Linked DNA regions of Homo sapiens: regions 1 and 3 are each linked to region 2. A link is a loop called in an ENCODE intact Hi-C map of the cell type or tissue named here. Cell type or tissue: dorsolateral prefrontal cortex. All regions are shown on one strand. Links, peaks and the distances in the headings refer to the core of each region. The heading gives the core; the rest is flanking DNA.

Region 1 (5,532 bases), core at 344-5,343, 440 kb after region 2:
TGAGTTTTAAGTACTGGACCCCCACTTTGTGCTAGAAGCTTACTATTGCTCACCTACATCTGATGAAGGAGTCCTCTGGCCAATCAGAAAGTGATCCAGCTACAAAGCCGCATTTCAGGCCATATCTTAGTACTATCGTAGGTTAGCACCTTCAGAGGTTCAGTTGTCTACACCAGACGCTGAGATGGAGTGGGGCATAACATAATATACAATCAGGGACCAATGCTGCCAGAAACAAGGGCAGAGAAATCATTGTGAAGAGGGAGAAGCTCAACTGTGAAGTTGACCTGAATAAGCCTCAGCCAGCCAGCTGGGGCTCTGGAGTAACCACTGCCCATCAGCGTTGTCGCCTGTCAAGCTGAGGAGGCTGGACCTCTGAACCTCCACCCAGCTCGGTCACCAGATGTGAGCTGCAGTTGAGACAAACCCTGAAGGGGCTGACTGCTGAGGGGACACCCCTCAGCTGGGCAGCCAGTTCCATGGCCTTGAGCACTTCCCCATATCTGCCACACTCGCAAAGTACTGCACCCACATTCCAGTCTCAACGTCAACAGCTTCCGAGCTCAAAGGGACCTTCCGGGGCATCTCTGTTTCCTCTGCCCCTCCTTGTCCCAGGAGGGTGACTAGTTAAGGTCTGTCTGGAATCCAGGGCTCCTGATCACAAGTCTCTCATTAGCAGTCCTTTGCGTTCTCTGGTGTCTCTTTCTCAAATATTCTTCTCACCTTCAGGCATGAATTTGTAGTGTATGACATCTGTATACTTTATGAATATTTCACTTTGTAGGTAACCTCCCTCAGGCTTCAAGCAAAATGCCATGTGCCCTGCAGGTCTTCATTTAGATAATAATTAACTAAAAGGGAGAGAAGTGAGGACCTGCTGTGAGCCCCAGAAATAGTTCTCTTCTCTCTGTTTCTCTCTCCCTCCCTCCCCCTCTCTCTCTTTCTCTCTCTCTCTCACACACACACACATAATTAAACATGCAAACACCAGTCAGTCCAGCTGGCCATTGATGAGCACCACCCCGCTGCAGTGCTAATGCTAGTAGTGGCTTCTGTTCATTCACTAAGTGTTTCTGGAGCTACTAGCAGGTGCTGTTCTAGGTACTCTGTGCAGATACCTGTGGGTCACATGGCACAGTGCGGGCCTCGTGGAGTTTGTGGTCTCTAGGGGAAGGCAAGCAAGCAGAGGCAATTGCAAGGACTTGTGACAACAGTCCTGGCAGAAACATGCTCTGGGACTGCAGCGACACAAAGGAGGAGATAACATGGACCTGTGGGGATAGGGCTCGGCTCAAGCTGAGGGGTGAAGTAAACAGGGCCCATTCAGGCAAGGAGGGAGAGAAAGTCCCTTCCGGGGCTGCAGCCACATGGCAACGTGACCTGAGGGAGCTGCAGCGACCAGGTGGGGTGGGCGCAGCCTCCAGAGATGAGGGTCCTGCCAGGGACAGCATGCTCTCAGGAAAGGTCTGCTAAGGCTTGTGAGGGGTCTTTGACGGCTTTAAACAGGTGAAGAACTTGAGCCTATGGTGTACTGGGTAGATGAGCTTGGCCATGGTGTGGATGGAATATGAGTTTCAGGACTGGACAGAGGAAGATAAGTGGAGCCCCTTGCCACGCTATAGGCAGGAATGGGAGGGTTTGGTTTAAACAGCAGCGCTGGAAACAGAAAGCATGACAGGAAGAGAGCTGGGAGGGAGTGAAATCCATCAAACATGAAGGTAAAGATGGAGGGAGAGAGAGAGGGAGGACTTGAGGATCTGCGGTTTCTACTCTGGACAAGATGAGGTACAGCAGGAGAACAAGTTTGGGGCTAAGACTTGGGGTCCAGTTTTGCACACACTGAGTTGGAACTGCCTGTGTACAATTAGGTGAAGATGTCCAGTAAGCAATGGTATATATGGGTTTGAAGCTTGGGTATAATGTCTGTGTTGGAAATACAGACTTGGGAGCAGCAGATATGTTGATGCGGCCGTTTATGTAATAGCTACTTCCTTCTAAATGCTGTGACCACACCTGTCCTGGTACATTTTGTTGCTGGAGGGAGAGGTAGCAAGCAGCAGGTCAGCATGCTGAGAGTTAGGTACAGAAGCTGCCTAGATTTTGAAACTAGAAGGAAAAGTCCAGAAAATGCAAAGGAAGGTAAAACCTACCATTCAGAACAGCTTCCAAATCAAATCCCTCCCTCGGCCCTTCAATAAAGAGGAAATAGAGAACAAAGAATGGCAAACAGAGAGTTTTTAAATAAATCATAATTAGTAACACACATATGGGCTCCGTGTGGGTGAGCAGTTAGACAGCTAATTATACTGAAGCAGCAAGCTCATGAAGCCAGAGAGTCTCACCCCAAATGTGGGGCTTCCAGCTACTGCCGAGATGCCTGGAGGGACCAGCGCTGCCAGTGGAGCTCATCCAGACCTGCGATAGTTGATCAAGGTGGAGAGAGAGAGAGAGAGAGAATAACGTGAATCCACATACTGAAAATTTTTAAGCACCTGCAAGAGCAATTGGGCTTCTGGGCTAACTGTAGGAGAAATGGATTCTCTTAATCAAGTACCACCCTTTAAAATTGCTGCCCTCCAGCTAATGGCTTCACCAGCTACCCCAGGACCCTTGGGGCTGGATTTGTGCATAACACGGGCTCCATCTAGCGATCGACGCTGGAAGCACTTGTGGTGTCTCGCCCTGTGGCTCTTGGGGGTTCTGTCCCAGTGATACAAGACTGGAATGTTCCGGCATGGGAAAGCCTGTGTGTGGTTAGAGGACTGATTCTTCCTCTAACAGTGTGCTGAACTACAGGTAGAAAACGAATATTCATTAACAGAAGAATTGTAGAAATAGGCCAGGCATAGGAAACCGTTGTGAATTTTCTTGTTTCTCTTCTGCAATTTATTTTGCACGGTGCTTTTTGTCTTCCACAGCCTCGGGCTCTGTTCAGGATTAGCAGCTTCAATTGTGGTTTTTCTATCCTTTTTAGTCCCTTTCTCTCACATACATGAAGAACAAAGGCTTCTTCAAAACTGCCAATATCAACTTGGAAACATCAGTGATCAAGAAACCCTGGAAGAGGCAAGAGAGTGGCAGTGAGGCCCAAGTTCCCTCCAGAAGCCTTGCTTGCCCCTGCAGTCTTTCGCTGTTGCACCTTCTTTGTTTTCTTCCTCTGCAGTTCACTTTATACACACACACACACACACACACACACCGCTCCTAACCAAGGACACGCTGGGAAATAAGTGTAGACAAGGGCCAAGAAAAAAAGATTACAGGGCTAATGTGGTCAATGCTTGGGTGGGAGGAAGAAATTGAGGGCATACCTTTTTATTGTTTGTGAAGAAAGGAATTCGGGCCGAGTGCTGAGGACAAAGGGCCACGGTAAGAGGAAATAGAGAGCAAAGAGCATTTCTCTGCAGAGAAAGCAGCAATTTGGAGTGTTGTGAGGTCTTGAGAAGAAGGGGACTGTTGGCAGGTCTCGGGGCTGGCAGCTATCCAGCAAAGCCTTGAGGCAACCTCATCCCATAGATGATCACTCTAAAGCACAGAACAAGTTGGTTGTGAATCCTGCTGATGGTAGACCCCCCACTGCAACATCCACTATGAAATCAGAGGAGGGAATGAAACAGGAAAAGAAGAGCTGAGAGGAATCTCTTTCCCTCCCAGGCACATTGGATGGCAAAAGCTCACAGATACAAGGTATCCCTGTCGTGCCTGCCTCTGACACAGACCACATCCCTTGAGAAGAGAACTCAAAATTCAAACATTCTATTTCTTTTGCACATACACGCAGAAACAAGGTTGTTGCCAACACTTCCAAATGGAAAATGGTAGTCTGAATACAAAGGGAAAGCAGACTGTTTCCCTCTACGAAATCATCTCTATGAAATCAGAAATAAAACTGCAATAGAAGCACGAAAAGCTTGAGCAAAAACCTTCCCTGGGCATAAAAATGAGTTGAACTGAGCAAAATCATAAATGCAAACCTTCCACACCACTTTTGTTTGCCATAGGGGATAATGCACCAGCATAGAATTTAATGCCAAATTAAATGTCCCATCCACCTCTTCCAGCAACATCGCTGTAAAAGGAGAAAACAAATCAAGGTTGCAGCTACTCTTGCTGAAGGATATTGGCTGATGGAACATAAATAAGTATATAGTAACCATTTAATCTGGGCATGGGAGGCCTTGGGCCCAGAAGGGTCAGAGAGAATAAAGGGGTAATTATCACAAGGAGCGTACCTTAGAGGTAAGGGAGTCCATCAAATTTATTTTGTTCTGGCAACTCAAATGGCATTTTCCCTTTCTAGGCAGAGCTTTAGAACTTCCCAGACATTGCCCAATATAACTGGAACACTATTGATTATCATCAGAACACCTGGAGAGGAGGACGGGAGTAGGGAGGGGCATTTCTATAGCAGGGACTTAGTATCAAATAACATATGCTGTCTCCTGCTTGCTTCCTCAAGTTTCACCACAATAGTAAGGAGAAATGTGAATAGGAAAAATCATCCCGGGTTTGAATTCAGATCTGAATTCAAGCCTGGCTCCCGCCTTTCCCAGCCCCACAGGTCGAGGCAAGTCACTTGTGACACCCCGACCTCAGCATTTTTATACGTGCAGGGTCAGACTAGGACAAGATGTTTTCGAAAATTTCTTTCCGCTCTGTTTTTTGATGTAGAAACACTTGCAGAAGGTAAGGGAAGGAATGACTCTAAATGGAAGGGCACTGAAGACCAACGCTCGCAACGTCAGGAGAAATCAGTATTCACTTTCACTTATTTGCAGTTCCATGTGAAGAACTATCATCTTTATCTTTAGTTAAAAAAAAAAAAACCGCCATTTACCTCTAGTGAAAATGCAGACGGTTGCCTCATTTTGTAACCGCATTCCTAGAAATCTCATACTAAAATGCATTTTATGAACCAAGTAGAATTTTCCCTGTAGGAAGATTGCTAATTCGGAATTGAGTTCCATATCAAGAATGTGGCATCAAATAAATTATAGACATCACTAACAATTTAAGGGGAGAAATATAACTATAAACTTCTATAATCATTTAAAATAGTAAAGGTGTGTTCCAACTCACATAAAATGGGCATGAGTATATTGTACATGTTGATTATACCGAGAGACCCCAATGTGCTATCAAGTGTACATAGAATGCATAAAATTCTAACATTAGTGTACCATAAACAGCCTAAAACCAGCCTACTAGCTATAATAAATTTAATTAAACATTAAATGAACAGTAATTTGGTTTTCCTTCTTAGACTTCAGAAGGGCTTCTTGAGGCTAATTTGACTACCTTGGATCTCCAATAAACAACAACAAAAATCAGCTGAAGTGAATGTGTTTCTTCTCCTTTTGATAATTTCTGGTAACAATCTGGGGGATTTGGGCTACTTCAAAAACTGGAACCATCTTAAAGTAAGAGAGTAGATGCCAATACACATTTAGTAATATAATGTGTTTTGGAAGATCATGATGATAACATTTTCCCCCAAATAAACATTTTTTAAGCAAAAGCTTATCTCTGCGT
Region 2 (5,532 bases), core at 206-5,205:
TAGATATCCTTAGGTCTTGTGTCCATGAGCCCTCAGAGACAGAGGCCTTGGAAAACCAAACTGCAAAAGGAGAGGAAGTGAAGAGCACTTTTCCCAGGGGCCTACTGCCTCCTTCCCATCAAACTCCTGTGGCTTCTCTGAGGCCCTAGGGCTGTGCCCTGCCCCATTCCCATGATTTACCATCTCTCCCTGGCAAAGATAGTAACTCATCCTGAGAACTAGAACCTGGACACCCCTCAGAGGGCCCCCCAGGCTGCCAGCACTGGAAGCAGCCACCTCTCCCTGTGGCCGCCTCCTCCTCAGAGTGAGTTGACAGGATTTATAGGGCTGTCCCAGCGACACGCCATCTCAGTAACTGCAGAATGGCAGTTGTAAAAAATCCCATTTGCCAGGGTATTAGAATCCCATTAGTGCTCCCGATGGAGAAATAACCCCGACCCTTCAGAAGGAATTAAAGATATTCGGGCACCAGCATTTGGAGTGTTATAGGCCCTTCCCCAGTTTGGATGATCACACCAACAGACATAAAGCCTCAGGCACCAGATGTCCTTGGTCCATAAACCCCCTGAGAAAAGCCCTCCGAATGAGGTACGGAAAGGGCCTGGAGTTCCACAAATAGGCTCGGGAATAATCACAAGGAGTAATTGACACAGGCCTCCCTGATTTGTCTATGCTTGAGAATGAGTCATTTTAAGGAAAGCCAGGTTTAATTCAACCATTCCCTTACAACCTCTTACATCCTCTTCTCTCTCCCCCTCATCCTAACTCCATTCCCGGAGTGATAACTGACATCAGACAGAAACACCAACAGGCTTCTTATGGGTATGATTGTCAAAACAGAATCACCAACGAGACAAAAGGGCAATAACAGAGGCACACTGTTACATCTGGGCAAATCATCCCACTTTGTAAATCTAAGAAATAGAGGCCCAGAGAGGTGAAGTAACTTGCGCGGGATCACACAGCTAGTTAAACAGAAGCCTGCATTCTCATGTTCCTGCTGCTGCACTTCCTTCTGGGGAAGGAGAAGATAGTTCTCAACTGGGTTGGGTCTTCTGCACCCTGGGCATTTCGGATCATGGGCTCCGAACCTGCTGAGTGGCCACCGTGTCCTTTCCGTGGGTGTGAGCATGTGCGTGAGTGTGAACACTGATTAACACACTCTGCCATGGTGGTGAAGGACTGATATCTGGGAAGCCAGTTTTAGAACCTAGATTTGCCAGCTGCCTGCTGTGTGATCCAGGACAAATTATGCACCCAGTTTAGGTCTCAGTGTCCTCACCTGTGAAAAGGGGGTAAATAATCGCAGGATGTCACTTTCAACATCTTGGGAATCTTGTTAAAATGCCAATTCTGATGGAAAACGCTTGGTGATGGAGACTGAGATTCAGCATTTGTAACTATTCCCAGGTAATGCTGAGGCTGCTGTTTGGGGAACCATACTTTGATGATCAAAGTCATTAAGTCTTACAAAAATTAAACACAATGAAATATATAAAGTCCTTAACACACTGAGAATAATTATTCAATAAATGATCGTTGTTAGCATTACTTGTTTGATAGTTACCATAGACCACAGATTAAAGAGCATTTTTAAATCCCTACTTTGTGCTGTGAGCTGAGCTTCACAGAGACATCATCAAATCCTCAAACCACTCCTGTGGGACAGGTAATATTACCCCTATTTCTTAGATGAGGAGAATGACTCAGAGATTCGTGACTTCCCAATGGTCAAGTAGAAGGTAGGTTTCATGACTCTGAGACCACACCTCTTTCCCCTGCAGTATACCCCACTGTGGTATAGAGCAGCACCCTCAACTCATGTCAACAGCCTCTGCCTGTTGTCCAGCCAGGTCAGATAGTGCGGAGGAGAGGGTGTGTTGATTCTGAAAAGAATCAACATATTGTGGATTCTGAGACATGACCGCCAATTGCCAAAAGAGGAGAGAAAGCTTCCTCCAGGCTGGAGCGGGGTGCAGGCAGGCATATGTGCATGCAGGAGGAGTGGAGGGGGTGGACGGCTGATGGATGCACAGTGCGGGAAATTTACAGATCAATCAATAGACAGAGATCCAGGGAGTCTGGCAGCTGACAGACATGTGAGGGCACGCTGACACCCAGATGGCCATGGAGCACGCAGGCCAGGAAGAGTTTGGAAAGGCCAGCAGTGCAGGTCGAGGTAGACAAGCCTAGAGACAAACAGAGCAGCAGCACACACAATTTTGGTAACACCATCTGTGGGTGAGAGAACCCCAGCGCTGTGTGAAATGGACTCCAAATTCTATTTGGAGCTGGAAACGGGTGGTATGGTGTGCTCAGTTATTTTAAATCCCTTCCAATTCTCTGCCAAGAAATTCGATCCGGGAAAGCCATTCCTGCCAAGCCCCAAGGGGTTTACCAGGGCTGAGCTGGGTAGCTGCGGTCCTATCTGATTTATGGCAGGTGGGGGCAGCCGAGAGCCACCAAATTTGAGGGTATCCCCATGCCAACAGAGGAGAGGTGTTTATGTTTTCTCCAGAATGTGAGCCCAAGGGGTCTGCATTTGCAAGTCAGAGTGGGAACAGGCAACCCAAACAGGCTGAATTCAGGCATGCGCTGTGCGAGACAGAGATAGGAAGGGTGAGGACAGAGGTGGCTGGTGGGGCTCAAAGGGGACTGGCAGGGGGATGTGGAGGGACAAGCCACAGTGTCCAGAAGCAGGGGCCTGGAGGAAGCTGGTGGGGCCAGGGAGCCCTGGATGAGCAGTCCTCAGAAGTGTGGGTCAGAGACAGCTGGATCAGCACCTTTTCTGGAATCCAATTCTTATAAGGCCATGTCTTTGGACTTCATGCTCTGACCCGCCTGGCCTTAAAGCACTAATGACCCTAACAAAGGTAGTCAGTGTAGGGGTTGGTGATGGCATCTGAGTTAATTCCTACCCCAGTTAACTTCACCTCTAATAGAGAAGCCAAATGGATTAAAGAAACACGCACAACCCTGCCACTTAGCTTAAGTTTAAATGTATAACCTCAGTGGGGCGTGGTGGCTCGCACCTGTAGTCCTAACACTTTAGGAGGCCAAGGAAGGAGGATCACTTGAGCCCAGGCTGAGCAACACAGTGAGACTCTCTCTACAAAAAAAAGAGAAACAATTAGCCAGGCATAGTGGAGTGTGCCTGTGGTCCCAGCTATTTGGGAGGCTGAGGTGGGAAAATTGCTTGAGTCTGGGAGGTTAAGGCTACAGTGAGCCATGACTGTGCCACTGCACTCCAGCCTGAGCAACAGAGTAAGACCTTGTCTCAAAAAAAAAAAAATTGTAACCTCAAATATGAAGTGGACTTGACACGACCCAATGATCCCAGTCCGTTTTCCTGGTGCACCTGCTCTCCTTTCCTCCACCTTCTGCTGTCTCTGACCCTCCTCGGTGAGGACCTCACTTCTTACATTACTGCAGAGCCAGAAACAATCAGATGGAAACTGCAACACTCAACCTTATCCTCCCCAGATCTACCCTGCATGTTCCTGCTCTAACCTCTCCTCTTATTTCTGCTGAGTGAAGCTGGTCTACCTGCAGACAGCCCCTTACCTGTGCACAGGATTGCATAGTCCTCCACACCTTCCCCCAGGCACAGGACATCAGCTCTCATTCCTTTGTACCCTCATCATCAACGGCTCCCCTTACTGGAGAGTTCCTGTGGGCATGCACACTCTGCACACAAATGTCTTTATTTCCTCTCATCTGGAGATAAAGAGGCAACAGCCAAGGCCTCCCTGACCCTGACTGCAGTCCCTCTCCTCTCTGACCCATAAACCTCCCTGAGAAAGTTGTCTGTTTCCTCTGTCTGTACTTCCTCATCTTCCCTTGTCTCCTGAACAGAATCCAGTGAGGATTTGATCTCCATCAGCCAGAGGGAATCACATCTCGCCATGGATATGATGACTTCTGCCCTGCCAAAGCCAAGGTTGATCTCAGGTCTCTCGTCCTCCACCCTGCACTCAGGCAACAAAAGCATTCGATCAGATGCTGTGTTACACAGCTCTGATGTGCCGGGCTGGTCCTGGGTGCCAAGGATACATCTATCTGTCAATAAACAAGGGAGGCAAAAGTCCTTGCCTTTTGGAGGCTACGTTTTAGTTACAGACGATGACTTCAACAACAAGCAAATGCCTGACATGTGTGAGCAGGCAATGAGCGATATGCATCCACGTCAGCCTGGGGTGTGGGTCAGGATGCCAGAGACGCCGGGGAATGCAGCAGCATGGGCCCCGACTCCTCACTCTCTTGCACCCCTCGTCAACTTGCCTCTGTGATAGCACTTTCCCCCGCTCCCAGCTCCTGCCTCCCCTCAGCCTCATTTTCTGGTCTCTTCTCCCTTTTTTCCCAGATCTCCAGGTCTTGGTCAGTTTTGGCTGCTCTAACCAAATGCCATAACCTGTGTGTCTTCAACAACAGAAACTGATTTCTCCTAGTTCTGAAGGCTAGAGGTCCATGATTAAGGTGCCAACAGATTCCATGTCCAGTGAGATCCCACGTCCTGGTTCAAGCAGCAAGGACTCTCTCTCTCTCGAGGCTCCTTCATAAGGGCAGCAATCATGATGCCTTCATGAGGCCTCTCTGCCATGACCTAATCACCTCCTAAAGACCACACCTCCAAACTCCATCCTCTGGGGGGTGAGGATTTCAACATGGGAATGTTGAGGGGACACAGACATTGGGACCTCAGCAGCACGCCCTGTCTCCACACTCTCTCTGTGAGCACTCATCTAGTTGGGCACTTTAATACCATCTACAGGCTGATGTTTCCAGCCTCACCATTCCCTTGAACTCCAAACTCATAGACCCAGTCACCTCTGTGACATCTCTGTTGGAAGTCTAACAGATGTCTCAAACTTAACACTTTCATACCAGAACTGTTGATTCCAGGCTCATCCATTGATCACATGTGCACACACACACACACACTCACACACACATACATACCTTCTCTTCCTCTGGTATTCTCCATCTTAATAAATGGTGTCACCATCCAACCAGTTGCTCAGGCCAAAACCCTTGCAATCGCCAGTGATTTTGCTTTCTCTAACTCCCTCCATATCCAACTCTGCAACAAATGCTGTTGTAACTGGACCTTTACAGCACACTCAAGATCTACCCAATTTTGCATTGCTTTCACTGCAACAGCCCCCTTTGCCATCGTTTCTTACTTGGACTAGCAGAAATATTGTCATTGGTCTCTCTAAAAAGCAGCCAGCCTGACCTTTTGAACATATAAATCAGATCACAGCTTCCCTCTCCTGAAGACCCTCCAGTAGCTCCCAGTATGCTCAGAATAGAGCCTGAGGTCTCTAAGCATCATCTCCTGCATGTTCCTCCTCACACCCAGGCTCCAGCCCAGGAGCAATTCTCAAACATGTCCTCAACCCCTTCTCCTGGCTGGAACATTCTCCCCTGGCTCTTTACACAGACAGCTCCTTTTCATCTGCCCCAAACTCACCTCCTCAGAGGGGCCTTCATTGGCCACCCTACCAACAGCTATCGCCTCCTCTGCCAAAG
Region 3 (5,532 bases), core at 344-5,343, 260 kb after region 2:
CAGTTTATGGTACTTCGTTATGACAGCTTGCAATGACTGGCAGCTGCCTTCCCTTTTCCTCCCCTTACTTCATACTTAGCTTGACGAAGTTGGGTGTGGCAAATAATTTGGGAGTGGGGATTTTTATCTTGAACTTCCCTGACCCTCCAAGTCCCATTATGGTAACTGAGCAGAAGGCTACCCAGTCTCCTTTTTTGGAATATCTACTTTAAGATTTCATTTGTGAAGACTGAAAAGAGTGAGCTGCAGATTTCATTTTGCTGTTATTTTAGTAGTGAATCCTAAATATAAAAGGATTATTCTGAAACAAGTTTACATGAATTTTGTAAAGAAAAAAATACAACAGATCTATTGTCAAGAAAGATATAATTAAGTGATGCAAATGCAATTGACGAATTTGAAATTAATTAATTTGACCTGGCTTACAATAATACAAAGAGTTACAATGCCCCAAAAAATTCCGTTATGTTTTCTTCATAGTCACATGTAACTTTAAATGCTCTTCACAGAATGACAAGATAGAAAAATTGAAGTTATAGCAGAGATGCCAAGATGCAGTAGGTAGAAAATTCCAAAGTAAGTGGTCAGACAGTGTAGATTACACAAGGAAATTAATAAAAACTCTGTACAGTGCTACACTTTTCCTGCTTTCAGGACATAAAGGGTCAAGGGAGGATATGATGGGTTTTCCTTTACCAATAGCTATCACTGTGCTTTCAGACTCAGCCCCTGGGGGTAGTGGGTGGAGGAGCTTCCTTCTTTTCCCAAGAGAGGTTGTAAGGCTGAGTTTCTAGTGGTCAGTGTCAGGGCAAGTGGCCAGAACCTGACTCACAGGGAAAGGTGGAATAGGAAGGTGGCCCCAATTAGCCTGCACTCCCAGTTAATCTGAGTGAGCAATGCTTCCTACACTCAGGCATGGCCATGCCAGAGCAAGAGAGCTGGGCCTGACCTCCTTTGAGTCTTGCCCAAGAAGGCTCCCGCCAGAGTGTGAGAGAAATACAATGGCAAGGAGGATCCGTGGGACCTCATATTGTTGTTTTGCCATGAACATGCACCTTTCCTCAGCTGCCAGGGCCTGATTGCTCTACGGGGAAGGGAAGGACGCCCCTATTCCTGTGACCATCCTTCCTCCTAGGTTCCTCTGCCCAGCCCCATCAGAGGCTGTCTTCAAGTTCCAAGGGGGTTGGGAGGAAGGTTACTGTCACACTGGTGCAGGGTTGATTTAATGTTAAATTCAGTTCAGAATGGTGATGAAAATCCTAGACTGCATATTCTAATTTCCAAACTCAGATTGCATTTGTAACTTAAATAGAAGATCTGTTGCTTAAGAACTAATCTGGTATTGAACCAGCCAGCCACAGTACTGTCACAGAGATTGCCTACTGCCTGTGTTCATTCTGACTGGCCAGTGTGTATACCTGCTTAACAGTGAGCAAAAATGTCATGAGCCTGTCAGGATTTTCTTCACATACAGGTAGAGATTACAATACTATAAGGAAAAACCTTTTAAAATATTGAATAAAATGTGAGATTTCAAGCTTTTTAGACCAACTTAATGTACTTCAAACTTGTTTGCATGCTCTTTTGTATTTTTTTATCTGCTCTTTAATCTATGCTATCGGTGTCACCATTTGGATTTCAAGAAAATAATCCAATCAAGCATATGCTGAAATTGGGTAGGAATGAAAGACCACTAAGAGACAGGAGTAATTCAGGAGTTAATAATCATTTAAAACAGTTTTTCAAATTATCAATTATGATCCATTAATTAGCTATGAAATAAATCTAGTGAGCTATGGTTGAGTGTTTTTGTAAGTGAAATTGAATAGATGAAATAAAATAGGAAAAGACAGATTAGAATATAAAATGTCAGAGTACATCCTCCATCTTAAGATTAAATGTTATTCAGTGATTCTTTTGTTTGTTATGTGAGTATGTGAGTGTATAGTTCTGTGTGTGTTCTGAGCTGAAGCTATAAAATCTATTTCATACAGGGCTTCAGTCAAAAAAATGTTGAAAGCCTCTGAATTCCAGCATATACAAAATCCATAAAAAAAAGTCAGGAATCAAAAGCACAAAGGCAGCATGAGAAATAGCATAGAACAAGGAAAAGGGAATAATACACGTAGGGATCAGACAAGTTCCTGGTTTCTGCAGCCAGCCCATTTTCATTCTATTTTTCTAGAGTAGAAGGTAGTGCACTCACCCAGAGCTCCTTAAAAGGCATCTTACTCATTTCACCTTTGTCAACAGAAGGAAGAAGGAAAGGAGAAAGAAAGCGAAGGATAAAGACAAAAGAGAAGGAAGAAAGAAAAAAATTAAAAAGCAAGCATGTTAGTGAAGACAGGTGGGGAAACTGTCACCCCCATCCCCCTTTTAAAACAATCTCCACCTACTCAGGATCTGGAGGACGTGTGCCTATAAATGACCACTTTCAAATGAAGGAAGTTCCAAGTTACAATTAATGAACAGTACAAACCACTTTGCAGTGTTGTCACACATGACATATAAAAGGTTGTGATACTAACAAAGTGATCGCACTATGTGGAATGCCCTGGTAATTAACCTTATACGCTGTTTTATTGAACACTCCTCTTGTGCTGATCGAGGAAAACTGACATGTGTCGATAGAGTTTGCAGGAATATTTCACTACACGTGGCATCTTCCCAGGGTTTATATTGACTGGAGAAGACACTATCATGCAGGATGAGCTACACTCGGGGCCGCCACTTTGTGCCGACTTTAGGTGGCACCTTCCCAGTGTACGCGACGGGAACGGCACTCCCTGGAGTCCTGAAACGCAGTGGCCCTGACTACGCACAGCTGGGGCTCCAGGGCTTCTGCTACAGTGCCCCCTGACGGCCAGAACCCCATCTGCATCTGGGCATTGAGTGTTAGGTATTGATTTTTGCCACTACAGGTGGTCCCAGCTTAATCTTCGTGTGCTCCCACCATGGCCTTCTCCTGGGCTGCTGAGGTCTCTTGACTTCCAGGTAGCGAGTATGGCCTCATTTTTATAGTATCCCTAAGTCATCTGGTGGGGCTGATTCCAAGAAAATCTTTTTTTTTTTTTTTTTCAGTACGCTGCCAACAAAAGCCTCATCCTATCTCCTCCCTCAAGTGTACTTTTTCAAGGGCTGGGGAAGCCTGCAGAGCATCTGCAGTCAAACCCTTTCTAGCGCACCCAGCTGTCATTGACCTTCCTCTCAGCACTTAGGTTTTTGCACCACCTAATTGAGCTCTCATTAACTGCTATCTGTGCTGCTCACTGTAGTCTCGTGTATTCCTGTTAGTCTTGGCTCCTTAGAGTGTGAATTCCACAGTCTTTGGTATCCTTTACAGCAGCCAGCCCCCTGCAGTGCCTGAAAGTACTAGCCACACTTAGAGGTCAGTTGCAAGAAATTAGTTCTTTGAGCATCCTCCTCTTTATGTGTGAAAAGTGCTTTGAGGACCAATGGAACCCTTTTGGAGAACTTATGAATGCTTTGATCATGGTTTCTGAAAACATGAAACAGACAAAATAAAAATAAAAACAAAATATATATGTGCTTTGCACACATCGGTTTTCTTAACACTCACCATAACCCTATTTGATAGGTATTTTTTCACCACAGTTTAACTGAAAAAGAAATGGAAAACCAAAGAGGTTAATTTCTCCAAAGTTGTAAATCTAGCAAATAGCAGAGCCTGGACCCCAAGTCTGTATTCTTCAAGAAAATAGTCTCTCGTGTAGGTTATCCCTGTCTTAAACTTTAAATAACTCAGATAGATTAAAAAATGCTTCACCTCTGCCAAGGAGTCATTCCAGTCCTCAGGAAGCCTGAGGGCATTCCTTCTAGGGAACTATTAGCTAGTTATCCAGGAGCTAAAGGGCTTCGGGCTGTGTCCCATGGCCTCACAGTGGGCACTGGTCTTTCATAAGAAAATCACCTACAACTATCAAGATGCCAGAGAGGCAATGGAAAAAGACATGATTCAAGTGAGTCACAAAATCTGGAGGAAAATAACAAAGAAATCCAGATTCAAAAGATTTAAACAAACAAATGAAGATACAATAGTAAGGCGAAGTAATTGAAGAAATACACAAAGCAGGTCAGAATATACGGACAGCTTTCTACAGACCTGATATTCTTTTAGAATATCAGCACTTAGGTTCATTGCTATGGGCTCATTGCTACAGGAAACAGAACTCAAGGATTACATGGCCAGAAGGTTAAGTACTGCCAAACCCAAGTGAAGCTACAATAATGATTTTAAAATTGTATTGAGCACATATTATGCTCAGCACTGCATTCAACTTTTAATTTATGTATATTGCCTAAACTAATGAAAACCTGGTGAGGTTGATTGCATCAACAAATGGTCATTGGTCTTCTAGCCAATAGGAGTAGAGCAGTGAACAAAAGAGACAGCACTCTCTTTCCTGTTGGAGTTTACATCCTCATAGGAATGCATTATTAGAAGTAGGATTATTCCTATATGACAGATAAGTAACCCAAGGCTTACAAGGGTTAAGCAACTTGTCCGAATCACACAGCTACTTGATTGCAGAAGCCTCAGATTTAAATCCAAATCTGTCTGACTCCAAAGCCCAGATCGAGGCCCACCCTCCAATGCCTGCAGCTGCATTTGGAGTACATTGCCAGTTTAGCCACCTATAAGATCCCATTGTTAATTATCTTACTTACTGGAGCATTATACACACAGTCTTTATTGTCCATTCTGGCCCTTGATCATATTGTCATTTACTATTTTCTAAAAGTTTCATGGATGTAAGACTCGCTTGCCCACCTAAATTGAAAATTCCTAGAAGGTTGGACAAGATAATATATTTTGTAGTATTTCCCAGAGGACCTAGAATCTTACAGGGCTGGGCAGATGCATTTCACACAGGTTTTAAGCACCTGTTAATCTGCCAGGGCATAGTATTCAGCACCATGGAGAATTTTTTTAAAAATCAAATAAAATATTGTCCTTGCCATCCACAGTCTTATAACTTAGTGGACATGTCATTAAAAACTGACTGATGGAATTGTAGTTTCAACAAATCCTGTTTTTGAGAATTCATGAAGGACTGGATAAGGTTTCCAAACACAAGAAACAAATAAATGCAATGTATGTTTTAAAAAGGCAGGAAGGCGACTTGGAAAGTTAGAGATTGATAACAAAACCTGATTTTCCTATGAGAAAGACTCTCAGGGCAAATCAAAAGAGAATCAATTGGGAGACAGACAAACCGCAGAGTGCTGGGAAATACCAGTGTGGCTTTGAAAGAAGCACATTGTGTCTGACCCACCCAGGTTACTCCTGTCTCAAAGAGGAAGATGATTCTTGTAGAAGTGATGACACAATAAACATATTAGAGCTCAAGAACAGGAAGGTTGTTGATTCTGCCTATGTGACATCCTCATAAATAAGCTAACCAAATATAGCCTAGGAGACTGCCCTAGAAGGTGGGTGCACTCAGATGATTGTGATAACCAGCCAGCTGTCGGCCCAAGAAGACAAGAAAGAGGCACTGGGGAGGAATG

What was found. A loop is a pair of places that touch in the nucleus more often than their neighbours do. Peaks named below come from ENCODE experiments on the same cell type or tissue, not always from the same donor. Only the 100,000 strongest peaks of a DNase experiment are listed, where the experiment ranks them.
Region 1: it touches region 2 in a loop (8-fold over the local background); 58 of 110 quality-filtered maps call a loop at or near these places.
Region 3: it touches region 2 in a loop (4-fold over the local background); 31 of 110 quality-filtered maps call a loop at or near these places.

What each region holds. Positions count from the first base shown.
Region 1 is chr11:131,061,682-131,067,213 of GRCh38, reverse strand. No RefSeq gene overlaps it. Among named protein-coding and RNA genes, the nearest start is that of SNX19, 150 kb to the right of the region's middle. In dorsolateral prefrontal cortex, for the core only: CTCF peaks have their summits at 2,447 and 2,649 (motif pointing left); DNase peaks (open chromatin) are centred at 2,375 and 2,653; H3K4me3 peaks cover 335 bases.
Region 2 is chr11:131,501,288-131,506,819 of GRCh38, reverse strand. All of the region lies in intron 1 of NTM (neurotrimin), which reads right to left. Among named protein-coding and RNA genes, the nearest start is that of NTM-AS2, 37 kb to the left of the region's middle. In dorsolateral prefrontal cortex, for the core only: a CTCF peak has its summit at 2,421; DNase peaks (open chromatin) are centred at 2,109 and 2,459; H3K4me3 peaks cover 587 bases; H3K27ac peaks cover 4,072 bases.
Region 3 is chr11:131,244,095-131,249,626 of GRCh38, reverse strand. No RefSeq gene overlaps it. Among named protein-coding and RNA genes, the nearest start is that of NTM, 120 kb to the left of the region's middle. RefSeq lists an enhancer at 2,934-3,579. In dorsolateral prefrontal cortex, for the core only: CTCF peaks have their summits at 2,644 and 2,848 (motif pointing left); a DNase peak (open chromatin) is centred at 2,836; H3K4me3 peaks cover 807 bases.